Regions from separate parts of the Mus musculus genome. Here regions 1, 3 and 4 are each linked to region 2. A link is a loop called in an ENCODE intact Hi-C map of the cell type or tissue named here. Cell type or tissue: heart. All regions are shown on one strand. Each heading gives the region's core, and the rest is flanking DNA. Links, peaks and the distances in the headings are about the cores only. Region 1 has its middle 39 kb from the start of Gm46768. Region 2 holds the start of Dzank1 (double zinc ribbon and ankyrin repeat domains 1). Region 3 holds the start of Smim26 (small integral membrane protein 26). Region 4 holds the start of Pet117 (PET117 homolog).

What was found. A loop is a pair of places that touch in the nucleus more often than their neighbours do. Peaks named below come from ENCODE experiments on the same cell type or tissue, not always from the same donor. Only the 100,000 strongest peaks of a DNase experiment are listed, where the experiment ranks them.
Region 1: it touches region 2 in a loop (2.7-fold over the local background); 3 of 42 quality-filtered maps call a loop at or near these places.
Region 3: a loop joins it to region 2, with 2.4 times the contacts of the local background. A loop is called at or near these places in 3 of 42 quality-filtered maps.
Region 4: it touches region 2 in a loop (2.6-fold over the local background); 4 of 42 quality-filtered maps call a loop at or near these places.

What each region holds. Positions count from the first base shown.
Region 1 is chr2:144,455,246-144,462,721 of GRCm38, reverse strand. It overlaps the pseudogene Zfp133-ps. Among named protein-coding and RNA genes, the nearest start is that of Gm46768, 39 kb to the right of the region's middle. In heart, for the core only: no CTCF peak of the experiment used is centred there; a DNase peak (open chromatin) is centred at 3,431; H3K4me3 peaks cover 1,317 bases; H3K27ac peaks cover 1,084 bases; H3K27me3 peaks cover 1,012 bases.
Region 2 is chr2:144,523,523-144,530,998 of GRCm38, reverse strand. Dzank1 (double zinc ribbon and ankyrin repeat domains 1) reads left to right here and starts at 3,585. Exons shown (of 21, transcript NM_172859.3): 1 at 3,585-3,719; 2 at 5,303-5,419. The coding sequence starts at 5,311. Polr3f (polymerase (RNA) III (DNA directed) polypeptide F) reads right to left here and starts at 3,254. Exons shown (of 9, transcript NM_029763.3): 1 at 3,074-3,254; 2 at 2,179-2,296. The coding sequence starts at 3,135. In heart, for the core only: no CTCF peak of the experiment used is centred there; a DNase peak (open chromatin) is centred at 3,508; H3K4me3 peaks cover 2,078 bases; H3K27ac peaks cover 955 bases; H3K27me3 peaks cover 1,393 bases.
Region 3 is chr2:144,590,480-144,597,955 of GRCm38, reverse strand. Smim26 (small integral membrane protein 26) reads right to left here and starts at 3,891. Exons shown (of 2, transcript NM_001033297.3): 1 at 3,751-3,891; 2 at 2,590-2,908. The coding sequence starts at 3,865. The coding sequence ends at 2,700. Sec23b (SEC23 homolog B, COPII coat complex component) reads right to left here. Exons shown (of 20, transcript NM_001252544.1): 20 at 7,203-7,476. In heart, for the core only: no CTCF peak of the experiment used is centred there; a DNase peak (open chromatin) is centred at 3,875; H3K4me3 peaks cover 1,293 bases; H3K27ac peaks cover 1,046 bases.
Region 4 is chr2:144,364,880-144,372,355 of GRCm38, reverse strand. Pet117 (PET117 homolog) reads right to left here and starts at 3,373. Exons shown (of 2, transcript NM_001164813.1): 1 at 3,199-3,373. The coding sequence starts at 3,294. It overlaps Kat14 (lysine acetyltransferase 14), which reads right to left and starts at 3,321. Exons shown (of 11, transcript NM_181417.3): 1 at 3,199-3,321. It also overlaps the pseudogene Gm11701. In heart, for the core only: no CTCF peak of the experiment used is centred there; a DNase peak (open chromatin) is centred at 3,465; H3K4me3 peaks cover 2,248 bases; H3K27ac peaks cover 2,200 bases.

The DNA.
Region 1 (7,476 bases), core at 1,040-6,039, 68 kb after region 2:
TTCACACTGGTGTGAATAGCACTATCATTCACACTATATTCACACTGGTGTGAATAGCACTATCATTCACCCTGCTGAGGGATCTGTGGAGACTATACCAGTGACCTGTGTCTCCTCAAACCTCCACTCACCTATTTAACCATACATCCACGAAGCCTACCCACACCCGTTATTATTACGATATTTACAAAATGACATGTTCTCCTTTCCTTTTCCATCAGAAATTCATTAATTAGAATTCTGTAGGAACAGCTGTCCCATCTTCCTGTTTATTGACTTCAATTATTTATTTATGTCCAGATGGGTCCTTACCTTATCTTTGGGGTTACAATATGACATTATCATTTTGTTTTCTGCTGTTCAAATCATTGCAGCTTTAAACATTGGTTTGGGGTTACCTTTGTCTTAACTAATAAATGTGGTGCAAGTAACACTGTATGGCAAGCTTACATCCGAAGAATGCTAGACAGCTTTCACTCTTGGGAATCCTAAGATACCATCTATGAAGTCCCAACTACTCTCCAGAAGCAGGGGTTGGGGTTATGGTCAAGTACTACATACTATATGGAGAGGGTGAGACCAGGGGTCCTTGCTGGCCCCAGTCTTCAAGTGAACCCACGAAAGCATCAAAGATATTGAGAATATCATCTTGGTAATACTTAAATGACTACAGCTGAATAAATGAAGAAAACATTTTAACAAAAACATTTTCGTTTTAACAGACATGAATAAGCACTGAAGGAAAGTAGTAGCATGGCTGGGGCTCTGGAATTTTAACTAGGGTGATTAGAGAGACCTCTATAAGGTCACAGAATCTGAAGGATGTGAGGAGTAAGCATCTCAGACGAGAGGAGAGCCAGGACAAAGACCCTGATGCAAGACAGTCAGGCTGGCAAGGTAAAGAACAACAGATGCAGCTGATGCCAAGTGTCAGGATGGAGCAACAGAGATGAAGCCCAAATGTAAATGTGGTGCAGGGAGACCCAGCCTTATACAATACTCGTTTTAACTTTCATTAGGATGGGAAGCCACGGGGAAGGGTTTTGTAAATGGATGCCATAATTTGATTTATGGCTGAAAAGATCCTTGTGGTTTCTATCAGGGGAGGGGGGAACATAAGAGAATAAAAGAAGAGGACAAGAGATAGCAATGATCATTCCCGGACAATGGTGACACAGACCACAGAGGAAGCAGCAGGGGTTACAGGTCATTCGATTTCAGACTCGGCTGCCATAGACAGCTTGTAAAAAACAAGGAAGAATCAAGGATGACCTCAAGGACTTACGTCTGAACCTAAAAGGGCGTTGCCAGGGCCCTGCTCCCCTTTGAAGAATTAGCACAGGAGGGGAACTATCCAGAGAAATACGGAGAAGAGCAGGATCAAGTCAGATCCTTGACAAGGAAGTATCCTGGTGTGTAGACATGAAAGACCCCTGCTACAGTGTGAGAGTGGCAAGAGACGGACAGAAGATAGGATTCTAACTCACCGATTTAAGAGAGCACATGTAGGAATAGAGAGTGCCACAGCCAACCAAGTGCAAAGTGAGTCTGCAAAGACCACGGAAGCAAGGCAAATGCGGAGAGCCAGCTTGCATCAGCAGATCGAAGTTAGAGTTGTTAAGCATGGAACAGCAAGGCTCAGGGAAACAGGAGGAGGGACGCAGAAAGAGAAAGCCAGCACACAGAATTCCAGGTACTTCTCTCACCTGCCTTTAATCACAGATGTTATGGCTGGAGAGAAAAGCAGCGAAAAGCAGATTTCTTTAAACAACTGAGGAGGAGTCCATATGGATTAAATATTAAAACATATTAACAAGTTACTCATGTTGCTGGGTGTAACGACGAAATTGTACACATTAAAGTTGTGTGTCTTTTAAAATAAAATTGTGTGTGTGTGATGTCTACTGAAGTTATGTGCCAGGAAAGTAACTGAAAATTCCTTAAAACTATTCCAGCAGGACAAACTGTAAATGAGGATGGACAGAGGCTGGCTCCTGATGACCCCTGGGACTGAGCAGGATAAATGAGGGCTGAGGTAGAACACAGGAAATTAGTGGAGGTATAGCCTGCCTGAATAGACCCTGCAAAAACTGTCCTAGAGGAACCAGCTAGGGCTCTGACCTGCATCGGGACACCATGAAATACAAGATGTCCAAAGAGAGCAAAGGAAACATATTCCTGGTTCAGGGCGTAAAAGGGAAGGGCACCTGAAACTGGGCTGTCAGGAGCCCAAAGGTGCTGGGAGATGTAAGATGGTCCACTCTGCCAGTAGTGATGAGAGTCAATACTTCCTGGACTCTTAGAACATTCTAGAGACTGTTCCTGGCAGGCACGTTTTATTCTACTCTTCCAACAACTCAAAGTAGATACTACTGTCATTTTACACATGAGACTAGAGACACAATGAGATCAGGTCCCTGCTGAGGTGACAAAACTATGAAGTGACAGCTTGGGAAAACATGGCTGTGAAGACCAGAGTCCTTGGGGTTGTAAGGACTCCCAGTGTGTCCGCTTTAAGATGAATCATGATTAGTCACATGGCGACAAACTTGAATCTGGGTGGTAGATCTTTGGATTTTCCTATCTTTCTGGCTGTTTGGAACTTCTCCAAAATAAGACATTAAAATTCCATTTAAAATCCTAGACTTCTTGTAGTCACCTAAGTCTTTGGATGCTTTGAAAACCTTGAGCATGGGAGGTGGTGGCACACATCTTTTACTCCCAGGACTTGGGAGACAGAAGCAGGTGGATCTCTGAGTTCAAGGTCAGCCTTGTTACAGAGCAAATTTCAGGAGAGTCGGGGCTACACAAAGAAACCAGGTTTCAAAAAACAAAACAAAACAAAACACCTTGAGGAATGGGCCCTAGTTTGACTGCCTCCTCTCCAAGGCTCTAACTTGGGAGAAGGGGGCACTAAACTGAGTACCTAAAATCAGGCCAATATAGACACCTGGACACCTCAGCAAAGTTGGGGGGTGGTAGTACCCGAAGACCATCAGCTCCCCAAACCACCCAAAAATCCAGAGGCAGTCCCACCCCGCCACCTAGTAAGTATCAAACCTTAAAAGTTTCCTCACTCAAGCCTCACCTACATGGGGACTTATATTATGAGCGATCTCTACCAATGCTGGGATTTCAACCAATCCTGAACCTGTCCCCACCCACAAGAACCCTAACACAGAAGGGTCGAGCCTTGCATCCATCTATCCCTGGGGTTCGCAGCTGAAGCTAACACAACGCCCTCAGAGATGCGTGTCCATCTCACAAGAAAACACACCCGCACCTGCGTTCCCTCAACTTCCAGCTTCCAGTAGCACTCACCAAAGGACAAGGGATGCTCCAGCCTCCAGCTGGGGAGCACCTCCCACCCCTGTGCCCAGCAGGCACCAGGACTACACTACCCAGAGGGCTCCAGGCACAAGAAACATGCTTCCCAGCATGCCCCGCGACACCAGTTGTGCTCGAAAGGCGTGTAGCTCCCGTTGACCTCTGATCAGTCCCTTTCTGGGACGCCTGCTTTGCTTAAATGGAGAGTGGTTGCTGCGGCATCTGGATGCCCTCTCCTTCCTAAAATCGCGTTCATAAAACACATTTAAAACATAAACTCTCCTGCCACTGCCCGAGGAGCTGCACTCCCCGTGACCCCTGCAGAGATTTCCGCATCCGGTGCCAAATGACACCCCTTTCCTCCTCCAAACACAAACACACTGGCCGGCGGAAGTGGCGACCCATAGATGCTTCTTGGTTACTAAATGGATGAACAGCACTTTGGGGGATTTTCAGGGCCTTGGGCTGGGAGCCTGCAAGGGTTTGAAGCCAGTACAATATATATTTTAGGCAAAAGCTCCGAGAATGAGTTACAGGCACAGCTCTCCTTTTACTTTTTTCTTTTGAACCGCTAAGTTGCCCAAAAGCACCTTAACACTGAAGGGCTGTCAAACCCAGGAATTTTTCATCCTGGGATTCTTGTAGTCTCTAAGTCTTTGGATGCTTTGAAAAACGTTGATGAGTGTGTCCCAGCTTGACTGACTCCTCTCCAAAGCTCAGGGAAGAATAAACTGAGACCCTAAGATTGGGCCAACATGGCCACATCACCCCAGAGAAACCTGGGCTTTTTTGTGGTCATCCCCTGTACTCCTCAGGCTGGCCGTGATCTTCCCGCATCAGCCATGAGTAGCTGCGGTGCACAGCCAGCTCAGTCATCCTGAGCTGTGGACAAGTGCAGGATCAGATTGAGCAGAGCTGTGCACAGCATAGCGGTTCTCACTGAGTTCATGACCGTGCCTCTGGATTTCACTGAGAAACCATGAAGGCTGTGGGTGCTTGCTCAGAAAGGAACTGTATGGAAGAATAATGTTGGAGAACTGGCTGCTCTAACAGATGACCTCAGTTGGAATCCCAGCACCAGTTCACAACCGTCTGTAACTAACTGGACATGATAATCCCACAGATTTGAGGAGAAAGACCACTGACACAAATCATCATGGCCAAAGCAAAAAATAAAAAATAAAATAAAATAATTAATGCAAGCTTTTTTTTAAATTCAGGAACATGGGCTGTATTTCCATAAAAGTAGGGTTCAAAAGATCAGCATTGGAGATAAGAAAGATAAAGGTTTTTATAGCTCAGGAATAGGGGACTTCCTGTAGGCAAGTAGGCAGGGTTACAGAAGCAGAAAAAGTTGGTCACAACAACCTTCTGAAGCAAAGACATGGTTGCATGGTGGTCATAACAAGGTATTCATGACAAACCCGTCATACAACAGGTGGTCATAGCAACCTGCTGAGACAAAGGCATCTTTGCTGATTCCTACAACAGGCAGTACAGAACCACTTGAAGTTCAGGTTACCAGCAGGGCATAGCCCCAACTCTGAGAAACAGAAATCTAGTCATAAATAGGAATGACCCTAGTTAGTTTTTCCTATCAGATGGCTTGCAAGCCTAAGATGGAGGCAGGTTACTTTCTCAGACACTGCTTTAAATCACAACATTTTTGTTTATTCTTCTCATGATCTTGATGCTCAGACAAGTCCTTATATAACAGATAGTTTGTGAGAATCAATAAGGCCATAGATGAATATGAAACTTGAAATGATTTAGGCTTAAATGGTTTGTTATTCTTTCCCTGGGTACTTTCAGTAGAGTATTCTACAAAAGAAAAAGATAGCTACAATTGCCATGATTCACCAAAAAATCAAGTTAGTTGAGGGGTGGGGTGGGTAAAGATACAGCTTAAACAGTAGAGTCGAAGCCTGGTATAACCGTTACTTTTCTGTTGCTGTTATAAAAAAAAATAACATGACCAACAGCAACTTCAGGAAGAACGAGCTGCTTTGGTTTGTGGCTCCAGAGGGTTAGAATCATCGTGGTGTGAAGGCACACCATGGCTGCAGAAGCAGGGAGCTGGGTCAGTGGTTGAAAAATGGTAATGGTGTGTGATTCATACTGATGTCTGCTTGGACATACATCATGAATGTTTCAGCTATCAGTATTCTATCTTCTTGTAAAACCTTTTAACATAATTGTGCTAAATTGTAGACATATTTATAGTCTTTATACCCAACCAGTCCGTGTCCTTGTGCTGGCGTGTCCTTATGCTGGTGGAATTGCTTGCACATGCCTCAGAAGTGTGCTTTGCCTTATTGATATCTGAGACACACTTTATTATATGCTATGCTATATTTATATAAGATACATTTTTAGGATGTATGAAATTTACTCTGTTTTGACCCCTTCTGACTTGATGTATCCATGTCAAATACAATCGTGGCACAATGTCATCCTGGGAGAGAGGATGGAGTTTTTCCCTGAGAAATGGGCTTTGCCATTATTGGTTTAGTGTGCCTACACTTTTTGGTGAGATATCAAATAATTTAATTATCTCCTGTCGATGCCCATGGAAGTGGAGACTTCCCAGGGGCTGGGTATCTGTTTCCATGGTTCTATGCCCTTCTTTCTTTCTTAGTGTTGAATGCATGAATTTAGTAGGATACAGGTTTTGCTTTGTTTGTGATAGACTGAACACAGAGATTCCTTCCACAAATGTCCATGCTTAGCCAATTAGCTGTACCCTGAATCTCCACAGGATACATTTGAAACAATGTCTCTAAACGTGGCAATCATGGCACATGCAATTGGAACAGAAAAGCTCTTGAGACCCAGGCTGCCAAGTTGCTGGACAAAGGGATTCTATTAAGACATTTATAGGCTGAGCAGTGGCTGTGTATGTAGGTCGTTACTTCCTGTTGTACTTGGATAACTGCCTCTGAATAGTTAGTTCAAGAGCAAGCCATTAGGTTCTCACAGAAGCATAAACTCAACTGTTGGATTTTCTTTTACATGACTTGGTTTGGTTGACTAGGAAGTTGCAGAATTCTCTACATACATTTTGTTATTTTCCTCGTTGTTCCCAATTGCTGCTGTTAACAACACACACGACAACAGCAACAACTCATTAGTTGAAACCCCAAATGATTCTTCATCAAAAGAAGATTGGAATGAGCAACAGAAGTGTAGAATTCCTGTGAGAAGCACAATGAACCCACAGGGAGCATGAAATGAAGGCTGGCTGGCTGGTACGTGCTCAAACTGTTGTTCAGGAAAAACCCAAAGAAAGGACAGCAAGTGGCCCTTATTTCAGTCACAGCAGTCCTTGCTTGTCAAATAATTAAGCAAATGTGTCCCCTTCTGCTATATCTGTTAAGAGTCAGGAACTCTGAACAGTCCCTGGAAGCCAGAGTTTTGCGGGATCTAATTCAGTAAATTTTTTTCTCACCTCCAAACAGAGTCCTCTGTAACTAATCTCATAGCCATTCTATGGATCCAGAGTGCCAGGTTTCAATTCTTAATGAAAACAGTCTCCTGGTTTATAGAACAACACGAACATTCCAGAAATCCTTTTCAGCTCTGTGTGAGGTGAACACAACCCTTTCTTAAGTCCTAGTAGCTTTTGCTTTATAATAAGAGCATAAGAATACTTTTCACAAAGGCCATAATTCTGATATCAAATTCACTGCATTAAATGGTTCTATTAATGGGAAACAATTTTTATGAAAGTCCTTAACCCAAGTTGGGGGGAAAATAACAGAAATAAATACACAGGCATAAATAGGTTAGGTAGGACTTACAGAAACTTTACCTAAGCCCCGAGCTCACCTTCCAGCCTCACCTTTCCCAAGTGGTCTCACGAGCTCTTTTTGCTAGTGCATGGTTTGCTTCAAAAGTATGTCACGAGGTTGGTTAATTTTTACAATAATATATAGGGTTCGATAGATGCCTCAGCAGTTAAAAGTGAGCACTGTTCTTACAGAGGACTGACATTTGATCACCAGCAGCAAAAGCCGACAGATCACCACCATTTGCAGTTCCACCGGAATGTGAGATACCTTTGGCCTCTACAAACATGCGTGTACACACACAGGCACACACACACAGCACACACATGCATATTCACAAACACGGAGACAATTTTTATAC
Region 2 (7,476 bases), core at 887-5,886:
TTTTGAACCTCCTTGGACCTGGGCATCCTGAGAATCCAGATGCATGTACCACTGAACTTGCAGAAGTTATATATAACTATAACCAAGAGGGGGCCCTACTGCATATTAAGAATGTAAAATAGGTTTACTTACTGGATAAACTGCAGTGCCCTCCCTTCTTCATGAAACGGCAACATGGGATCACAAAATTCAATTCAGAGGTCCCCATCTGTCCTTTATTCAGGCTATTCTGGCCACTCACTAAACACCTGTACTGCACCATTTTAGGATAGCTGTTTGTTTTGGTTTGGTTTTTTTTTTTTTTCTAATTATTTTTATTTTTAATTGTATGTCTACAAGAGCAGGTGCATGGGGAGGCCAGTCCAGAGTCAGAATTGGAATTCCAGATGTGAGCCACCCTGACTGGAATTGAACCCAAGCAGCAAGTGCTCTTAACCACTGAGCCATCCCTCCAGTCCAGGATAGCTGTTTAAATGGACAATCTGTTGTCGAATTACAGAACAGGGGGCTGAGCATACCGTGTGAGCTAAGTGAATATTCTACCTCTGAGCTCCACTCCAAACTCTCAAGGGGAAGCACAGGTGACGACAGCACTGGCTGGCTGGCACTAAGCGAGAAACAAGGTGCATGCACACTCAGAAAAGGGACTGTGGCCCAACCTGGGGGCGCCAGGTCTCTTCCTGGAGATAGCAGCAGAGCTGAGTCCTGAAGAATAGCAAGGAGTGTTTCTACACAGAAAAAGGAAGCCCAGAAATCCAACTTCTCTTCTTTGGGTGAAAAGATAAGTCACTGGCCCACTGTTTGCTTTTTTATTAATAAAATTTCGTCAGAAAAAAAGCCACATCTATCTATTTATGCTTCATTGTTCATGGCTCATGACTGCTTCTTGTTAAAATGACAAATGATACAGTTGTGACAGAAACTAGATGGGCCACAAAAGTTATTTTATTTACTACTTCATAGAGAAGTTTGCCAATTCTGAGCCACGAAGGTAAAGACAAAGGTGTAATAAAAGATTCGACTATCCCTATAATCTCTGCATCTAGAGCCTTGAAGTATAACACAAGGCTAGAAGTTTAAAAAACAAAACAAACAAACAAACAAAAACACAGTAATTCAGAAGAGGCCTAGTGTAAGACTAACTAATAAAACCAAACTAAAGAGTCCTTGGGAAAAAGGCATATAATGGTTTGTGAAAGAAGAGCGACATAGGGGATTTAAAGTATGTGGTAGGACATTTTTCAAATGCTGCAAGAGAGGCATTTGGGCTCTAGGCTCTTGGGCTTCAATGAAACTCTACTGCACTGTCTCTGAAGCTGAGGCTGTGCTTTATCCTAAAGACCCTCAGTGGGACTTCTTCCTGCTCTTGACAAGCTCAGAGTGACCCTGTGATCCCCAATCAATAGGCTATTGATAACTCACAAAAAACTCACAGTGGAAATATTTTATAGGGAATGGCTAGAAGCTAGCAGGAGGAAGTATAACAAGTTGAGAACAGACCACACCCACGTGTCTTTTTGTGTCACTGAAGCTAATAACAATTAGTTATAACAGAATTGCATGCAGTTCCCTCATCTTGTCAAATGGCAGGCAGATGAGTATTTTTTTCTTCCTATTCAGACATTCTGATCCTTTCCTTGGTTTGGAATCAAGCCACAAATTTTGGCCTTACAATTAGTATATTGGCTTACTAGAAAGGAGGCTTATTATGCGATTATTGCTCCGTGTAATTAAGGTGGGGGGAGAATTCTTGTACGTCTCCTGCAAGCTGGAGACTAGAGAAGGCCAGCGGCACAGATCAATGGCACAGACCGGATGCATTAACCTCGGTGATGGGAAGTCAATGGTATAGATGGGATCCGAAAGTCTAAGGACAGAGTGGTGAAGGCAGAAGGCTGGCCCTGGGGCTCAGAGTGGGCTGGGGCAAGTTCCTGTGTCCTCCATGTCTTTGGCTTAGGCTGATACTAAATTGGATGGTGCCCATTCACTGCCTACAGTCAGCACATCAGTTCAAATACCACATTCTAGAACATCCCAGAAACAGCAAACAGGCAGATATCTAGGATCTCAGAGCCCAGCCAAGCTGACACATAAGGTTAGCCATCACAACGATATGACAGGAAGCAATGAAAACCAGAATATACAACAAATTACATGAATTGGTTGACTTCACCTTACCATGGATAACAGTCTATTGATGGCCACTGCCCGCTGCTGGGCTTCAATGTGAGGCATTTCGTTCTGAATTACTTGATCTGTGATTCCATGAGGGAACTGGTGGCATAATTCTATAATTCTAGGAACAACGGTATAAATGGTTTATGTTTGCTTGCTTTTAAAGGCAAATAAGGAAGATACACGATAGTCAAGCTAAAAAGCTCAATGTTGTCAATGGGAATAAGTACAGCAAAGTGACTCCAAGGTCTGTGGGCAGAAAGCAAATAGAATATTCGGGGGTGGGGGTGGGGGGCAGCATAGTGATTCACCATAACTGGAGTCTTGAGAATTATCCCCTCCAAACAAACTGGAGGGATTAATTTGTTTGGAGGTGTAATAAACTTATTATCCACAATAATAATGTTGAGAAAGTCGTCTTTTAAATACATTATAACCTAGAAACACATGTGCACTACGGGAGTTAAGGCACTCACTGAACCTACTTGGCTCAATGGTCCTTTGTAATCACAAACTGAACCCTCATTTGGCCCCAACGTTCTCTTATAGAACTTCCCTTGGCAACCGGGCAATCCTGGATTCGAACACATGTCCAAGAACTACAGGGAAAATGCAGGTCTCTCTTCTGGCCCTGGCTGCTGTCACGTTCCAAGTGCTCTAATAGAATCCCGGAGAACCCAGTTCCACAACGTTTCAAGCTGTCCCGCTGCTCTAGAGCTTCTGAAGAGTTCTACTCTCCCTAATCGGGGCGGGGGGGTCGCCCAGACACCCGGCAACCCCGCTCCCGCGTGCTCGACCAGTCTACCCCAGCCTCTCCCCGCGGGACTGAGAGAGAAGGGGGTCCCGCTACCCAGCTGACTGCTCGCTTAGCGTCGGGAGCCTAGCTTTATTGCAGTACCTGTTTTCTATCTCCACCGGATCCGCGTCCGGCGGCTGCACCTTGACCTTCACCTCCGCCATGAGGGCAGTTTTCGAGACTAGAGGAAAAGTGGCCCCTCGGAGCGCGCTGGAAGTCTCGGGAACCGGTGGAGGCGCGCGCCGGGGACCGAGGCTTGAGAGAGAGGCGAGGGACCTTCTTCATCCGGTCGCGCTGGGCCTTCTTCATCGGATCGGCTTGGGGCGCCCGTGCTGTGCCTGCTCCGCCTTGCTCGGCAGGGTCGCCACAGCGACTCCCTTCCGTTGTCTCAAATTTCAGTGCTTGTCGGACAAGAGCCTCTGGCTCCAGTACGCACCCTTCAGCCTCTTCCAGCCGCCGAGAAGGCATATTCTTGGACACCTACAAGAAAGTGTCGCAGAAGGATCTGGAGGCGGGTACCAGACGGAGGCTGCAGCCAGAGACAAGGGCGGGGCTGGTTGCTAGGATGTCGATTTCCCTGCCAATCATCTGCTCGGCTCCCGATGGGCGGGGCGCGGTTCGCAGCGTCTGTGGAAACGCAAGCTGCAGCGGAGGAGCTGTGGTGAGACCGTGAGAAACCTGACAACGGGTTGGCGGCGGCGGTGCTGCGTCGGGGGTCCTTAATCTCTGTCCTTGAGGCTGGAGAAGGGTGAGGAGAAGGGCATCTCTCACTGGGTTGGGAGGGAATTAGGCATCTCTGACTGCCTCGCGAGGCCGAGGGCATGACGCAGGGTCTGGGTCCTGGTTTGGGCAGCGAGGAGATGGTTCAGGTGCAGGATGTTGGGAGATGCTGGTGGCATGACACTGACACCAGGCTGCGGTGTGGACCTAGCGAATCAGCCATCTCTGTCTCCTTCCTGTGAGGTCCAGTGACCACCCCAGGTTTCCAAGAGCAGCTAATAGCTAACCGTGAGCACTTCAGTCTCGAACCAACGGTGTTTATTTAGAATCTAGTTTTCAGCTATCTTTATTTTAGCTGACTCTCACTCGAAGGGAAATGTGAAGGTAGGCGAATCCCTCTACATCCAGCGTCATTTCTGAAGGGTCAGATACCTGTAGTTTTTATTCTTGGTCCTCAATCTGGAAGAATCCAAAAAGGCATTAAATTCGTCTTTTAATTCTAATTATCTCGCTTTCCAGAACAAGATATGTCAAAACGCAAACATGTTCACAGCAACATGATCAGAATTCCAACTACCATTTAAAAAAAAATGACCTCACCACTGAACAACAAATTGTTACATGAAAAATTGTAAGCCAGGCATGGTGTCTCATTCCTTTAATCCCAGCACTTGGGAGTCAGAAGCAGGTGGATCTCTGTGAGTTGGAGGCCAGCTTGGTCTACAGGTAGAGCTCCATAACAGCTAGGGCTGTTACACGGAGAAACCCTGTCTCGGGGGAGCGGGGGGCGAAATGAGGATGCAAAATGTTGATTATAAAAGTGAGATGAATATGTACATTATAATTGAATAATAATGTAGCCACAATCGTTGAAGCTACAGTGCAAGTTGCAAATACTGGATTAAGAGGACTCCTCCCCACCTCAAAGAAAAGACCCATAAGGTTTCTGCCCTGCTAGTTATTTACAAAATAGCAGAGCTAATAGGAAATGATGGTTGTGGGTTTATATCCATGTCAACTTCCTTTCTATTGAGAGCTGATGCTCTGCAGTCTTTGCAGTATATTTTCCAAAATACAATACACTGCAGTGGTTTGCAAAGGTGAGACTGTGGGGGGTTAGAACCTCTTTTAAGATTTGGCTCTAAGTAATTCATGCTACGTGCAGAGTTACCTGCTCCCCTTATGTAATGAGTTGCCTTGAAGTCAGGAGAGTGAGTGTGTGTGTGTGTGTGCATGTGCGCGCGCACTGGCTGAAGGCAGTGAAGAGTGAATGATCTCGAGGGAACTGAGCTCAGAGCGTTAGAGGTGGATTCTGCTCTGCCTCATCCGTGGACCTGCCCTTTTAAAGCAGCTCCAGCCTCCTAGCGAATTCATCTGTTTGTCTTTATTAGATGTAAAGTGTTTAGGTGAATATCCAACAGCAGACGTCAAGAGCAAGCATACAGCCAACGTGTAATAATTTCATTAATTAAACTGGGCGTTATCTGTAGGTGGCATATTAATTTAATGCTCTTCTGGCTTCAATGCATTTAAAATAAGTAGCACTCTGTTGTTTTCGTGTTTAGGCATAGGTTCATGATGGAAATTTTTAATCTATTTTTTTTCTATAAGGAGAAAACATGACTGCTGGCTCAGTGTGTGCCCCTCAGATCATACCACTGCGAGTGCCTCAACCTGGAAAAGCTAACCATGAAATTGATACCAATACTCTTTTGGAAATGAAATCCGGTAGGAAAGCCATGTATTTTGAATTATTTAGAAATAACATTGCCATAGTCTGTGTTCATGTGTTACTGACGGATCTCTTTGTATGTTTTCTATATTGGGGCTTTAGACGTTGGCAAATCTTCCACATGTTGAAAATGTTGTTCTTTGATGGTTTGTAGAGTGGTATGTATGTGTTTGTTTTTCATGAGACACGCTCTTATGTAGTAGCCAAGATCAGCCTTGAAATCAATATATAGCCCAGCTGAACATGAATTTGCAGCAATCCTCCTGTTTCAGCCAGGAGACAAACAGGTTGGTAGTGGCAACACCCTCTTGATTCACCTGAGTCAAGGTTAGATATCCAGTTGTGTTCCCAACCTTTCTCAGGATGCTTATTATTTTTCTGAAATAATACATTTGACCTGCAAATACAGATCTTCCATTATGAACAGTTAGATATTGAATTTCAGTTTGACAACCTTGCTGGCCCTGGGCACCTTAGTTAATATTTCTGAGTGTCAGTGCCCTCATGCTAAGATGGGCAACCATACCTACCACCTGTAGCCGCTTGGAGGATTAAATGAGTGACTGTATACTGTTATATATCCATTGCCATATTGAGTGGGTATTATATCTGAGGCATGCAAGATTTAGCTCATAAAAAACTTAACTATTAAATCTGTTATATGCTTATATATAATCAATCTAAAGAATTTTCATAAATAAGATATATAAAAATATTTGTATTGTGATGTTTAGATTCCAATTATATATGTATCTATTTAATTTTGATAGTTTTAAATATATAAAAATTATTTATCAGCATTTGTAGAGCTACTTCTGGGCTCCTTAATCAAAGATTTTTGAAGAATAAGCTATATATTATAGCATGTTCTCTTTTATCTGAAAGGCTAGTGTGTTTAATAACTTAAGCATATGAACTTATAACTCTTAGGAGAAGTAGGGCTATTATTGAAATGTGATTATATGAATGATAGGGGTTTCTATATTCTCTAATATTTAAATGTCAAATAAAGAGTTCCCACAGTGCAGTACTAAAGAGAATAATAAGCCAATGGGCAGAAGAGGTGGTTATGTGGAACATGCCCCTAAAGCCAACATTGGGGAGGCCAAGACAGAACTGTGAATCTGAGCCAATCTGTGCTGCCTAATGAGACCCTTTGGGGTACTCGAAATAGAGGCAAAAATGTGTACTTATGGAGATAAAAGGAGAGAATTTGATTCAACATCGTGTCTATTAGCTTATAATAATGTTAAATAAAATAAATCTTAACTACTACAGAAACAAAGTAGTAGGTAGCACTTAATATTAAATCTGCTTATATGTGTATATGCATATAAGCAATGTAAATCAATGTAAATGTCAGTCTAAAGACCTTTTATAGATAAGACCTATGAACAATTATTTTTATTAAAAGACTTAGACTTATTGACACACACACACACACACACACACATATGAGGGAGGAGAGGGAAGGAGAGATGAAGGAAGGGAGTTTAGCAGCAGAGAGTTGTGAGTGTAACTAGAGCCCTAGATTCAATCCCCACTGCTGCAAAATTAACCAATAAAAATTAAAAGAAAGAAAGAAAATAACAAATGGATGTGCAAATCTATGTATTTGCAAATCTCTGTGCAGAATCTAAACCTTATCCTTTAAAGACCTGACAGTTGGGGTGGAACCTTTGGGAGGAGGTAGGGAAGCCGTGGAGTCAGGGAGGGAGGGACTAACACGAGAGGACAACAGAGGGGTTAATGCATGGGACAGCGTCATAATGGAACCCACCGCTTCTCATCGTGGCCTTAAGCTAATAATTACATGAAAGAAGGTAGGCAAAGGATATGAAAAGCGTTTCTATGGGTAAGAAAATAAAAATGCCATTTCTATAAATGAAAATAGGCTTCTACCCACCCCAGTATCTGCTCACTGGAAAGAACTTTTCTCCTGTTTAGTTTATTAGAAAGCACTTCATTTCTGTCTGAGAAAATACATTTGGATGATTGGTTACCATTTATGTGCCTTCAAATATATGCTCTATGAAGAAAGAAATATGTGAGA
Region 3 (7,476 bases), core at 1,254-6,253, 67 kb before region 2:
GTGTGCTCACATATAATAAATAAATAAATCTTTTTTTAAAAAAGAAAAAGAAAAGGCACTTGCTGCCTTTAATGACCTGAGTTTGATCCCCAGACCTCTCCCTGACATCACTAAATGTCCTCTGAGCTCCACATGCACCCTATATCACATGCAAATGCATGTTCACAGACGTGCACACAAAATAAATAAAATGGGAGAAGACTGTATTATGCATGAACTTTGGTACATCCTGGCCAGGAAAAAAAGAAAAGGGAGAAAGTTATTAGTAGGATAACAATAACTCCCTTTGAGTTGGTATGAGCCCACTGATCCAGCAAAGCACTGTTTATAATTGTGGTTTCATTACAAATGATTCATATTTGATTAAAGACCTTTCTCTAAATAACTGATCTACAATATTATTAATTTGGTTCTTCCTAATTAAAAAAGAAAAAAAAATTAGTTTGCTCTAAGTAGTTTCTACCAGAAAAGGAAATCAGACACCCCCAGACTGAAGTTAGAGATTGTTGTGAGCCCCCATGTGGGTGCTGGGAATTGAACCCAGGTCCTCTAGAAGAGCAGACAGTGCTCTTAACCATTGAGCCATCTTTCCAGCCCCTTATGCTCTTACAGTATTCTATTGCCCCATGAGAGTAGAAGTCTAGCAGTTTATCCTAGACTTCTGTCCTGCTCTGTCCTGCCAGACGCCCCACTCCCTTAGCTCTCGCCCTTCCGTGTCTGTAAAATCTCTAAAGATGGGAGATGTTTTGTAAGGTACCTGCTGCTGGTTTCCTGAGTGCTGAGGACTTAACCAGTGCTCTGTTTACACTCAGAGAGCATTCTACTAGAGGCCCCCTCAGCTCACCCACCTCTCCCATGCTTCCCTTCCTGTCTTAGGCTGATTCTTGCTCATTCAGCTCGATGCCTACCACACTGTTCTAATATAAATATATTCAATTAGTATCAACTGGCTCTTGGCCTGGGAAAAAAATATCTCAACCGTTGGGATTCTTATCCTACCATCCACCCCTATGCCTTGCAGTGTCTCAAATATCTATGAGTGAAAACCACTACTCAGCTGGGCGTGGTGGCCCACGCCTTTAATCCCAGCACTTGGGAGGCAGAGGCAGGCGAATTTCTGAGTTCGAGGCCAGCCTGGTCTACAGAGTGAGTTCCAGGACAGCCAGGGCTACACAGAGAAACCCTGTCTCGAAAAACCAGGGGGGGGGGAAACCCACTACTCAAGAGTGTGGGTATGGTGGCACGTGCCTTTAATTCCAGCACTTAGAAGAGAAGCAGAGCTTTTTGAAGCCAGCCTGATCTAAATACACATAGAGTTCCAGGACAGCCAGGGCTACATAGAAAAAGACTCTATCTCAAAGACACCAAAAAACAAAACAAAAACAAACAAACAAACAAAAACATTACATAAGGGTAGAGAGACGGCTGGCTCAGTGGTTCCGAGGTTCAATTCCCAGCACCCACATGGCAGCTCACTAGCTGTGATTCCAGTTCCAGAGGATTTGACAACCTCTTCTGATCTCTTTGGACACCAGTTAATCATGGCAAGCACGGACATACTCGTTCAGGCAAAAGTCCCAAAGAACAGGCCAAGTCTATCTAACTTCTAAGTTCTAATAGTCTAATTCCATAATAAGAAGTTATTATGTTATCCAGTACTCACGGGTGTCTGGTGGAGGGCTGCTTTGAATGCCCCATGAGACTGTACTCAATCTAACCTTACTGGGACAACTAAAGTACTATCTAATAGTAGCATGAAAATTAAGTTACATAAGCTATATGCCAGAAATTTAACTTACAGAAGCTGAATGTAATTTTCATTATCAGGGCCAGAGAAATCATTCCGTAAGTCACTGTGCTTGATGTTTGACAACACGAGTTTGGGTCCAACATAAAAACCCTGATGCAGAGGCATGTATTAACCCCAGCATTCCTAAAACAGAGGCCAAGAGAATCTCCTGAAAGCTTGCAGTACAACTAGCCTGGGGAACACAGCACAGCAGCAAAGAGAGATCCTCTTTCAAACAAAGTAGAAAGTTTAAGACTAGGATGAACATTTAAAGTTGGCCTCTGACCTCCACACTCATGTGTGGCATGCTCCTGCCCTCAGGTACAAACGTGTGCACATACTTTTTTTTTTTTCTTAAGATTTGCTTATATTGTTTTTAATGACATTCAGGTGTGTACATCTTCGAACAGAAACATGCACTGGAGTGCAGGTGCCCACGAGGGCCAAAGGCATCAGATACCAGTCTATGACTGTGCAAGATGACGGTGCTGAGAGCTGAACTCTGGTCCTCTGGAAGAGCAGCAAGTCCTCTTAACTGCTGAGCTAGTTCTCCAGACCCTAAGTAGATTTTTAAGAACTGAAATTTCAGAGCCTGTGAGATGGTTCAGCAAGTGCCTGATGACTTGAGTTTGATCCACACGGTGGAAGGAGACTCCTGGAAACTGTCCTCTGACCTCCATTCACACATGCAACATACACACATGCATCCGTGTGTGCTTTCTATCAGCTTTTCAGCCATGTGGACAGAGAAGACTACCTCTTGAATTATGTGTTCAGTACCTTCAAGAAGACACTGGTTGCACATTATTAATGCTTATATTTTATTAAATTAAATTAAATACATGAAATGGAAATCAAGGCATCTATCAAATACTGAGCCAAGTCCTTGTTTGCAGAATTCAGCAGCTGTTCACGCTTGCGGGCCAGGCCCACCAGTCCATGACTTCAGATAGGTCAGGAACCTTTGAGTGGCTGGGACAGAATTTTCTGAATACTTTAAAAATGATTTCACATAAAACCCTCCACCAAGCTCGACCGTTTCCGTTTCTAAATCAGAGTCTTCACTTGTAGAAAAAGGTGTTTCATTCCTTGAGCCATCCTCTTGACCTTCTTCACAGTCTTAAAGAAAAGAAAAGAACCTGAAATTATTAACTTAGACATCAGTCCTTAAAGCCTTGGACATAATAAACCAAAGTATGATTATGCCATCAGATGTCTATTGTTGTTATCTTTCTCCAAAAAGAAAAGGCAGAGAGAAAAAGAACAACCATGATGACCGTGTGAACTTTCAAACCACCTTCATGTCCAAGAATTTCCAGCAGTTTTTAACACCATGGCTTTATTGACATATACCTAACATACATTCAAACTCCTATTACAAGGTACAACTCAATGGTGTTTAGTCTATTCGGCTTGGGCAACCAGCACCGCAACCGATTTTAGAGGGACTTTCAGCCACTCAGAGTCACCTTCCATCCTCTCTATCACTCTGGTCTCAAGCGATTACACCAACTGACTTTCCAGTACCTTTGATTTCCAGCATGTTATTTGAAAGTTCAGGGAGTTTCACGCAACAACTGGGATAATTTTAATACTCCTTGGTTGCTGTTAAGACCTGAAACTGCTTGCTCGCCGCATGCGACAGTTTCAAGGAAATGAGCAGCACCCGGACTACTGTCCGAGGCTCTAGAATCCACCTAGCACGACACGGGTGAATTCACAAATTCTAGCTGAACATGTGGACAGACTTAGTCAATCAATAAATAAGGTTCAGATGATAATACTTATTAGCTCCTGGAGTCTTGCTCTTTGCAGAGTCCATCACCGCAAATTATCTAAGTACCCGCTTGCAGCAGTTTTGCTTAGTACCCCGGAGTTCAAGTACAGAAAGTCGCTTCGGTGACCAGGGGCAATGGGCGGGAAGCGGCGGCTGCAAGGACTGTCTTGCCAGGAAACCCTACCTGATACTTTCTGTTTCCGTGAAAGGAAAAACGCCGAGCCCAGCAGGGACCAGGCGCCAAGTGCGTAGACAAGGGACATTCGCCGGTACCAGAGAGAGGCCTTTTCAGCTCGCATGGCTCCATAGGAGAGGAGGAAGTCCTTCCAGATGTCTGCAACAACCAATAGGTCCTAAGCTACGTCCTACTCCGGCCGCGATGCATTTTGGGACTCGTAGTCCATAGTTAATCCCGGCAAGGACGAAGATTTTCATCAAGGAGACCATAGGTTAGGCGCTCAGCTGGCAGCTGACAACTGCACTGTGTACTATATGCTGGGGAGCAGATGGTGACTTGAAAATTCCTCACTTGCAAAGGTGTAATACCTGCCCTCCATTTGTCAGACAGTATTTGAAATGGTGTTTGCAACTCGCTTCTTTCCTATATACTTTTCTGGAACTCTAGGTTCAATTCTTTGAGGCTTCCTTGGTCCTTTCCCAATTACACCCTGTCGCCCACCATTCTGTCTTATCACCCTATTGGCTTTTATTCTTCCTCATAAAAAGGTGCAAGCCGGGCGTGGTGGCGCACGCCTTTAATCCCAGCACTCCGGAGGCAGAGGCAGGTGGATTTCTGAGTTCGAGGCCAGCCTGGTTTACAAAGTGAGTTCCAGGACAGCCAGGGCTATACAGAGAAACCCTGTCTTGGAAAACCAAAAATAAATAAATAGGTGCACACATCTTTAAAAAATAAAAATAAAAGCCTTAGATTCCATCGACCGCTTGTCTTAAAAAAAAAAAAAGATTTGTTTATTTATTTACTTTATGTGTGTGAATACACTGTAGCTGTACAGATGGTTGTGAGCCTTCATGTGGTTGTTGGGAATTGAATGTTAGGACCTCTGCTCACTCCAGTCGGCCGCTTGCTCCGGCCCAAAGATTTATTTATAAGTACACTGTAGCTGTCTTCTGATGCACCAGAAGAGGGCGTCAGATCTCATTACCAGTGGTTGTGAGCCACCACGTGGTTGCTGGGATTTGAACTCAAGGACCTTCAGAAGAGCAGTCAGTTCTCTTACCCACGGAGCCATCTTGCCAGGTCCAACCGCTTGTCCTATTCATACACTTCTTCCAAGAATAATTTGTCTGCACACCAGTAAACTAGACAATCTGCGAGCAAGCCTGAGGTGTTTCCCCAGAGAGGGCCGGGTAACCTACTTTGGCTATTTCAGCCTTCCTCGAACTTGACTTCTAAAGCAACTGACGCTACTGACCCTGCATGCTTCTCTGGTGGGTTCAAAACATTTTCTCTGTTATCTTTCCTTTTACATTTGTGTTTACCCTACAGAAATATATACCTGTATAACATTTAACTCAAAAGGGACTGTGTGTTTAAATATAAAAGCTCAAGTTATAAACCTAAAAGCAACCACATGCACACCTAAAAATCCTTGCCAACCTGGAATAGGCAAAGATTTCTTTGGGTATGAGAAACCACAGAAGGGAAGCTGATAACTGGACCTAAAACTCCCAGTTGAGGAAAATGGAAAATTTTAAAGTCAGAGGTTGACATCAGCCATCTTCCTTACTCACACTCCACCGAATTTTGTGACAAGACCGCTCACCTGTAGCTCGCTGACTCAGCTAGACTGGGGACCGGCCAGCTCCAGGGGCCCACTCCCCAGGACTGGGGCTACAGGTGCTCACCTCTGTGCCTGGCTTTTCATGAGGATGCTGGGGATCAGAACTCAGGTCTTCCTATTTGTAGATCAAACACTGTATCTACTGAGCCATCCTCCCAGCCCAGTTGAGCCATCGGAACTTACTGGTAAGAGCATATGTTAGAGCCTCTTTAAAAGCTGGCAGTTTTTCTTTTTCAAGATTTTTCTTTTTTATATGTATGTGTGAGACTGTATGCTACATATATGCGGGTGCATGTGGAGACCAGAAAAGGGCATCAGACACTACTGGAGCTGGACTTACAGGTGGTTAGGAGTATTCTGACATGGGTGCTGGGTTCTGAACCCAAGGTTCTCTTGAAGAATACCAAGTGCTCTTGACCTCTGAGCTCTCTCCAGCCCCTAAGGTTAAACATATAACAATCTTACAATCTATTCCATTCTACTCCACTCCTAGTTACTTCCTCAAGAGAAATGAAAAGCTGTTGTCTATGAGCCCTGTGTACAGTGTTCAGATACATTTTATTCACAGCAACAAAAGGAGAAACCACTCAAAAATCTGAGGAAACATCAGATTAAAAAGTAGTATACCAGTTGGCACTATGTAGGAATCTCAGATGGATTAGGGTAAATGGAAAACAAACAAGACAGAAGCCCTAAAAGTCAATGGATATATACAGGGAGAAGGCTGCCAGTGGTCTATGGCCAACACATAGGTTTCATCTAGCAAAACTGACTGAATTGTACACTTAACTGGGTGAAGATATTTTATGTAAAAGTCTATCTCAACGAAGCTCTAAGGAGCAGAATTATAATTGTATTATTTCGCACTTGCCTCTCTTCCCATTCTCATCAACTGTTTGATTTTAGTCTCTCTAGTCTCTGTTGTATACAAATCCAGACTGTCGGCTTGCTCGGTACCTCTAGTGTGTATGTATCCCCCAAGTTCCGTACAGTATTGAACTTATGAATGCTACACACAAGAAACAAACTTTCTCTTCCTCTAATTAAGTCGATGATTGCAAAACTATTCTCCCCAAAATACTGAGCCCTCCTCATCTGTTATTTCACTGAACACCCTGTTCTGGTTTAAGACTCACTTTTCTCTCCCATCCTTCCTGCCACTCAAGCCCTAGTTTGTTCCCCACCCACCCCCCACCCCCAGAACTGACAACTTCAGCCCCTGCCTGAGATAAATGAGAGCCATGCCTTGATTTCAAACACAGCTCAGAGTCTTCATGAGGTACACTAGATTCAGGGGTGCCCACTTAGCAAGCATTCAACTCTGCACCCCCACTGGAACCCAGGGGTGAGACTGTATAGCCACTGTCTGCTGCACCTCATCTTCCTGAGAGAATGCCTGGCCAAGACAGAGAGAACACCATATGCTTTCTTCTGTTAATTTGTATCTGAGAGAGAGGTCCAATGAGGACATATTAGTTCCAATCTCCTTACAGTCCTCTATAAGGTATGTCTCTACATCCAATTCATAATTCTCTTTCAGGCTCAACTTAGGACTCCTTTCCTTCCCTTTGGGGCTAGTGTGACTGCTGAGTAGGTAAAGACACATGCCAAGACTCAGGCCTGAGTTTGATTCCTGGGACCCACAACATAGGAGAACCACGCTCAGCATGTTGACCCCCAACCTCCTTGAACATGAATGTGCTCTTGCTCTCTCTCTCTCTCTCTCTCTCTCTCTCTCTCTCTCTCTCTCTCTCTCTCCCTCCCTCCCTCCCTCCTTCTCTCTCTCTCTCTCACACACACACACACACACACACACACAAAATGAGACAAAATCTGCATTAGTATTATTTTGGCCAATGCCGTCCTCACACAGATTTATTTCCTTTATGATCATTAAGACTTAAACAGGTAGCTAAAAATACATAACCTCTGATTTTATAGACTCTAAAACATTAAGGTACAAAAAGTAAGTAAACATCTACAATTAGCAGGACACTTATGACATATAATTTCATGTGGAGGAAAACAGACAGAGAGGAATACAAATAAATTACAACCTGAAGACGTATTATAGCCTGAAGACATACATATATAAAAATTCCTTGGGT
Region 4 (7,476 bases), core at 1,014-6,013, 160 kb after region 2:
ACTCACAGAGATCTATCTCTGCTTCCCACCTATCTCTATTTTTAAAGGCTGGCCTAACAAAGAACCTGAATCAACCTAATTGGCCACCAACAGATGAATGGATAATGAAAATTTAGTGTGTGTATACACACACACACAAACACACACACACACACACGATAGATTACCATGCAGCTTTAAAGAAAAATAAAGTTTAAAAATCTGTAGAAAAATGAATAGAATTAGAATATATAATATTGAACAAGGTCACACACTCTCAGAAAGAAACTGCAGTTCTCTCTCATATGCAGAATCTAAGCAATGTTATTTGTAAATACAGAAATGAAGGTGCATGTGGGTACAGCATATCATGAAGAAAAGAGAACAAGAAAAGCTATATATAAGGAGATGAGGAAGGACTGGACGAGAATGGATACAAACTATGAAAGGGAATATAAGCTGATTGTTTTTCTGGGTCTAAATCTGTCATGGGTTTTTTGGGGTTGGTGGTGGGTAAGTGTATAAAAGCGAATTCAGTACTGAAAGTGGAGCTCCAGAGCTTCCGTTCTGAATGAACACCTACCTCTCCTAACCATACAGAAGGGCTGGAGGTAGGGCTCAGGAGAGAAGTGCTCATTCTTGCATGACATAACTTCAGTTTCCACAGAGGCTCACAAGTGGCTGTAACTCTGGACCAAAGGGATGTGATGACCTTGTCTAACCTCCACAGGCACCAGATATGCATGAGTGCTCGCACATGCATGCAAACCCTCTTAAATATAAAACAATAAAAATAAATAAAGCACATGTGAACGTTTACTGTGCAGTTCACTGAGTTGTACAGACTTTGAGTCTCATTAATTTTGATGTGTGATGTTTTTATTTATTTGCAAGGGGTTTGTGTTTTTACAATAAAGTCTACTCAAAATAAATAAATAAATAGATAAATAAATAAATACTCACCTAGTTCTTACTGAGCCTCTCCCAGGCCTACAGCTACATTTGCTACACCAGTGGAGTTGGGAAATGTAAGAGTGAGGGCTCAGGTCCAGCATGGTGGTACATTAGTTCTAGAATTTAGGAGGTAGTAGCAGGCAGATCTCTCTGAGCTCTGAGCCAGCCAAGACAACACAGAAAGACTTTGTCTTAACATAAGCCGCCAGTGAGCAGCTCTTTCACAGCCTCTGCTTCAGTTCCTACTTCCAGATTATCACCTCAATTGCTTTCATTGATGAACTGTGATATGGAGCTGGAAGTTGACCCCTTTCCACCCCAAGGTGCATTTAGTCATGGTGCTTTGTCATAGCAATAGGAAACCCTAACTAACACAGCTCTTTACTAACCTAACTCTAGCATCTGGAGCCTTGATTCCTGTAGAATCATTAACACTCCTCAACTTACCATAGGACCATACCTGGAAAACCTCATGATAAACTGAAAATAATAAAGGTGTTCTGACATGATACCACTGAACATCAGCATTCCGGGGCTCCCTGGGGTCTGAGGTTTGTTTTGCTGCCTGGCATTTTGAAAGAATCCTACCATTGATCCTGAGCCTGGGAAAATACCAAAATTCAATATTCAAAGAAAGTTTCACTAAATACAAACGATACTGCTTTCCTAAAAACCAAGTTAACCGGGGCTGGAGAGATGGCTCAGTGGTTAAAAGCACTAACTGCTCTTCCGAAGGTCCTGAGTTCAAATCCCAGCAACCACATGGTGGCTCACAACCATCTGTAACAAGATCTGACACCCTCTTCTGGAGTGTCTGAAGACAGCTACAGTGTACTTACATATAATAAATAAATAAATCTTTAAAAAAAAAACACCCAAACACATACATAAAACCAAGTTAACCATCTTTAAGTTAGGAACCATCTGTAATTGATGTCTACTAAGTTCCTTTGAGAGTTAAAGACAATGTCTGTAAAGTGAAAAACACTGTGTCTGGTGTGGGTAGACAGAAAACAAGCCATTATTTCCTTTACTGCCACCTTGAAGTTTTCAAGACATCTACCTTCCTCGATGTTACAGTAAGTCGCTAATGAATAGCTACTGGACAGCTTATTTTGGTCAGTATGTCTTGGTCACTAACTTCCAAGAAATAACTAGATCTTTGCACACTTCCATTCTCTAACTGTGATTCTCAACCGTTTCATTAAAGCCTTTGGCGTGCCTTTTGGAACACAGCTGAGTCTCCATGCTCCAGAGATCTGATTTAATTGGTCTGCTCATACTGTAAAAACTTCTCAGGGGAACAGAGTTTGAAACAAAACTGATAGCAAACGCTGTCTCCAAAACACATCAGGAGGACACAGACACCCTGTCTTCCAAGTTTAATTAGAACCACCATCTTTTCCTTTTCCTCCCAAGAAGGAAGTTTCTTGCTTCTACTCCAGAAGATATCCCTGGGGAACCATATTTTAATCCCAAATCTTTAATTCCTTGTGTGCTTCTCCATCACTGCACATCGACCCTGCTCCTCAAAATGGTTCTGAATTTGCAAGCCTAGTTTCATTGCAATTCCTAGTTTGTGAATACAAAGGTCGATGGTCTGGTGACTCTTGAGGCTTTCAGTAACTTCTGCCCATGGCAAATCCGATTCAAACCAAATAACTGTAAAGGTATTGCTTGAAAGGGCAAATACCAAGTACTGGCCAGCACAGTGTGGCACCATTATAAAAAGAACAATCTCGAGAGGTTATAATTAACTATGTGTTCTCAGTGTGCTCAGCGCACTAGCCAGCGTTGCAAACTGGAATGAGGAAGAGTCGGTTAGTCGCTGATTAATAAGCCAGTTATTCTCCGAAAGAAAGCCATTAAAAGAAAACGTGAAGGGCGCTCGCTACCTTTTATCCTTTCCAGAACCTAAGTCCAGTAGCAAAATGTTTTGTTAATGCAAGTTGCAAAAATCTCAAGTTTCTTTAGCCAAAGGCACTGGGGGGTGTGCTGGGTGTGAGCTGCTTTATCTCCGGATTTAACAATTCCTGGGTAAGGCTTTGTGGGCTGTGCTGCCCCCAGGGCCTCGAGCTCACCCTAGCAACTCTCTAACTCTGGACTACACCCCTGCCCCGAGGCTTCCGCCCCAGTCTCCCGCCTCGTGGCTGGGGGAGAGAAGTCGGCGTCCTGAACGCGCCCTTGCAGCCCGCCCGGCCCGCCACGCGCGCAGGGACAGCTGCGGGCTCGGCGCCCCGGAAGACGCGGTCACGTGACACCGACCTGCCGGTCCTGCCGCTGCTTCAGATGCACGCCGGCCACCGTGGCCGCCGTCAGCAGCACCGAGAGGCCCAGCACTGCCTTCGAACTCCTCGACATTCCCGCTCCCGGCCGCGGACTCGCTCCCGCGCCCGCCCCCGCCGCCGCCACAGCCGCCGCCGCCGCCGCAGCCGCAACGGGCCAGGCTCGACCTCTCGAGCGCAGAGCCGTTGCAAGTGCTATCGTCGCCAGGCTCTAGCAATCGAGCGCCGAGCGTAACCCCTGGCCCGCTTCGCTGCTTCTTGGGAGTGGCTGCCTGGGGCCCTGGCTTTCCTATTTGGGGACCGCCTTCACCAGGAAGTCGCAGTGCTGGGCTGCTTTGGAGTCGCGAGGGTGGGGTTGGGAGTGCCAGTGGAGTATGTACGGAGGACATCTGGTCGCTATGGGGCGACTGATCAGACCCTAAATTTTCTTAGAGTCTAAAAGCTGGGTGGTTGGTTTTTTGACAAGGTATTGCTGTGCAGCTCAAACTAGCTTCAAACTCGCAATCCTGCCTCAGCCTCGGCTACACCTTGTTGCCTACTAAACTTCTGTTGGGAAATGCACTGGGTCAGGCAAGGATCCGGACATGTTTAGCTCCTGTAATCTTAAGAAATGGCGTTGCCCGGCGTGGTGGCTCACGCCTTTAATCCCACCACTCCCGAGGCAGAGGCAGGCGGATTTCTGAGTTCGAGTCCTGCCTGGTCTACAAAGTGAGTTCCAGGACAACCAGGGCTATACAGAGAAACCCTGTCTCAAAAAACCAAAAGAAAAAAAAAATGTCGTTGATGCCCTTGGAGCCTTTCAGGAATGCTTGTAAGATCCTTGTGTCAGAGTAGTTCACAAGAGGCTAAGGATGGTGTCATTTGCACTTACCCCTTAAATTAAAAAAGAGACTTGGCTTCCCAGAACTTTTAAGTATTTGTGATGCCAATGAAGAATGGCATATCAGTAAATCACTCTTACCCAGGAAAGTACACATTCAAAGCTGCTGCTGAAAACCGATAGACAACAATGATAAGGCTCATTCAGGCCTTGATTAGGTATTCCCAGTGTTTCCCCAACATTCACTTCGTCTCAGTATGCTTTGCTCTTTCGTTCTCTGTTAAGTGAACCCAAACGGCATGAAGAAAATACTATTATGAACAGTTAGCATACTGCATTGGTTATATCTTTGGTTTTTTTTTTTTAATTAATTTTTTTGGTGTTTTTTGTTTGTTTCTTTGTTTGTTTGTTTTGACAGGGCTTCTCTGTGTAGCCCTGACTGTCCTGGAACTCACTTTGTAGACCAGGCTGGCCTCAAACTCAGAAATCCGCCTGCCTCTGCCTCCTGAGTGCTGGGATTAAAGGCATGCGACACCACGCCCGACTTTAATTTATTTTTTAAAGAATCTAGGTTTATTTATTTTTAAAGATTTATTTTATGTATATGAATACACTGTAGCTGTACAGATGGTTGTGAACCTTCATGTGGTTGTTGGAAATTGAATTTAGGACCTCTGCTTGCGCCAGCACAAAGATTTATTTATTATTATACACACCAGAAAAGGATATCAGATCTCATTTCGTGTGGTTGTGAGCCACCATGTGGTTTCTGGGATTTGAACATAGGACCTTTGGAAGAGCAGTCAGTGCTCTTACCTGTTGAACCATCTCACCAGCCCAGGTTATATCTTTGAATGTGAAAATAGAGTTTGGGACCAGTGACTTTTAGAATGAGAAGAGATTCAAGTTATTTTTGCATATTTCCCTAAGGAAAAATCATGCCACAATACTTTTTATTTATGATAACCCCAGACTTTTCATCCAGTAAATCAGCGAGTGTAACAGCTATGAATGGCCTTGGAATGACACCAGAAGTATAAATGACCATGCATTCTATTGTGATTAATTTTCCAATTTGTCTTCTTTAAATGTATTTTGTTTTTAAAAATCTCTTATGCTAGGCAGTTGTGGTATACACCTTTAATCCCAGCCCTGGGGAAGCAGAGGTAGGCAGAACTCTGAGTTCGAGGCCAGCCTCGTCTACAGAGCTAGTTCCAGGATGGCCAGGACTACACACAGAAACAATGTCTCAAGAGGAGGAGGAGGAGGAGGCAGCTGTAAGTGTTGTGTCTAAAGTGTAGGCCAATGATTACAAACCAAAGCAAGATGTTTTTTATAATTATTATTACTTACCTTAGTAGCTGAATGACTGTGTGCCATCAGATCCTGAAAAGCAACTTATTTATTTACTTTAAAATAGTTGCTAGAACATCTAGTTTGGGTGTATTTTTAGGAGTGGGCACTGTAATTAAAGAAAATAGTTTACTGGGCAATTGGAAACGTCTACTAAGTAAGTCTTATTTTTCCCTCTTTTATGCCAAGGTCTTTCAGAGAAAGCATCACTGATGACCACATATTATTTACCATGTTCAGTTAACTCTTACATTTAAGTTACACCTGAAGTGCTAGGAAGGCTTGTGACAGGACAAGAAGAGGCTCCTCCATCTTGTACTCTTGCTGAGGCCACTTTGGTTTAACTAGGATTTGATCTGCTTGATGAAGAATCCTGTGGAAAATTACCCAACTCCATTCTATACCCATCTGTCTTAGTCAGGGTTTCTATTCCTGCACAAACATCATGACTAAGAAGCAAGTTGGGAAGAAAAGGATTTATTTAGCTTATACTTCCACATTGCTGTTCATCACCAAAGGAAGTCAAGGACTTGGAACTCAAGCAGGTCAGGAAGCAGGAGCTGATGCAGAGACCATGGAGGGATGTTACTTATTGGCTTGCTTCCCCTGGCTTGCTCGCTTTGCTTTCTTATAGAACCCAGGACTACCAGCCCAAGGATGGCACCACCCACAATAGGCCCTACCCGGCTTGATCACTAATTGAGAAAATGCCTTAGAGCTGGATCTCATGAAGGCATTTCCTCAAGGGAGGCTCCTTTTTCTGTGACAACTCCAGTTTGTGTCAAGTTGACACACAAAACTAGCCAGTACACCATCCCAAGGTCCATATGCCCTACCTAACTTATCTTAGCTTCTGTTAAACTGCCTGCTTGTGCAAACCTCAGACTTGCAGCTGCCAAGTGAGGTATCAAGATGTATGGTCTTTGTCTTTAAAACCCTTACCCTAATACCAAGAACAGGTCCAGCTGGCTGGAATAAAGACTTTGATTTGCCTATAAACTGTCTGAGTGATCATCTCTGGTGGGTTCCCTTAGGCTCATCCCAAGGACCACATCGCTCAAAGGAGAAGCAGCAATAGGCAACAGTGAGAGTCCTTTTTACCAACTGTGGCCAACCGGAAAGAAGGAGGAGAGAGTACCCCAAACATCATCGGGGCGCTCCACTTCAGAGTGACAGGACTCACACATTTTAAGTATTGATACAGTTTAAGGATAAGAAGAGACAGCCTCTCTTCAGTCCTTAAACTTGCCCATCCGCCTTTGCATGCCCTGCTGCTGTTTTGCTGCTGCTGGCTGCTGTGCCCGAACTCCACCATGGACCAGTGCCCCATACCTACCTTGCTGGAACATGGCAACTTCTCTCAGGTCCTGTTTAACAATGTGGAGAAGTTCTATGTTCCTAAAGGAGATATCACGTGAGATATACCCTCACTGAAAAGTTCATCCCTCGACCCAAGGACTGGATCGGCATCTTTAAAGTAGGGTGGAAGACCACTCAGGAGTATTATACCTTCATGTGGGCTCCCTTGCCAAAAGACCAAAACAAGGATTCAGCCACACAGCAGGAAATCCAATTCAAAGCTTATTACCTTCCCAAGGATGTGGAGTGCTACCAGTTCTGCTATGTGGATGAAGATGGTTTGGTCCGGGGAACAAGTGTCCCTTTCCAGTTCTGTCCAGACCCTGACGAGGACATAATTGTTGTTATCAATATGGAAAAGGTAGAAGAGATGGAACTGCTCAGTGAGGAGCTTTACCAAGAAAACCAGGAGCTGAAAGACAAGTACACTGACCTCCATGAGCAGCTACAGAGGAAGCAGGTGGCACTGGAAGCAACACAGAGGGTCAATAAGACCTTAGAACAGGAAGTGGAAGAGAAGGCCTCCTGGGAGGAAGAGAAGGCCTCTTGGGAGGAAGAGAAGGCCTCCTGGGAGGAAGAGAAGACCTCCTTGGAGGAAGAGAAGGCCTCCTGGGAGGAAGAGAAGGCCTCCTGGGAGGAAGAGAAGGCCTCCTGGGAGGAAGAGAAGGCCTCCTGGGAGGAAGAGAAGGCCTCCTGGGAGGAAGAGAAGGCCTCCTGGGAGGAAGA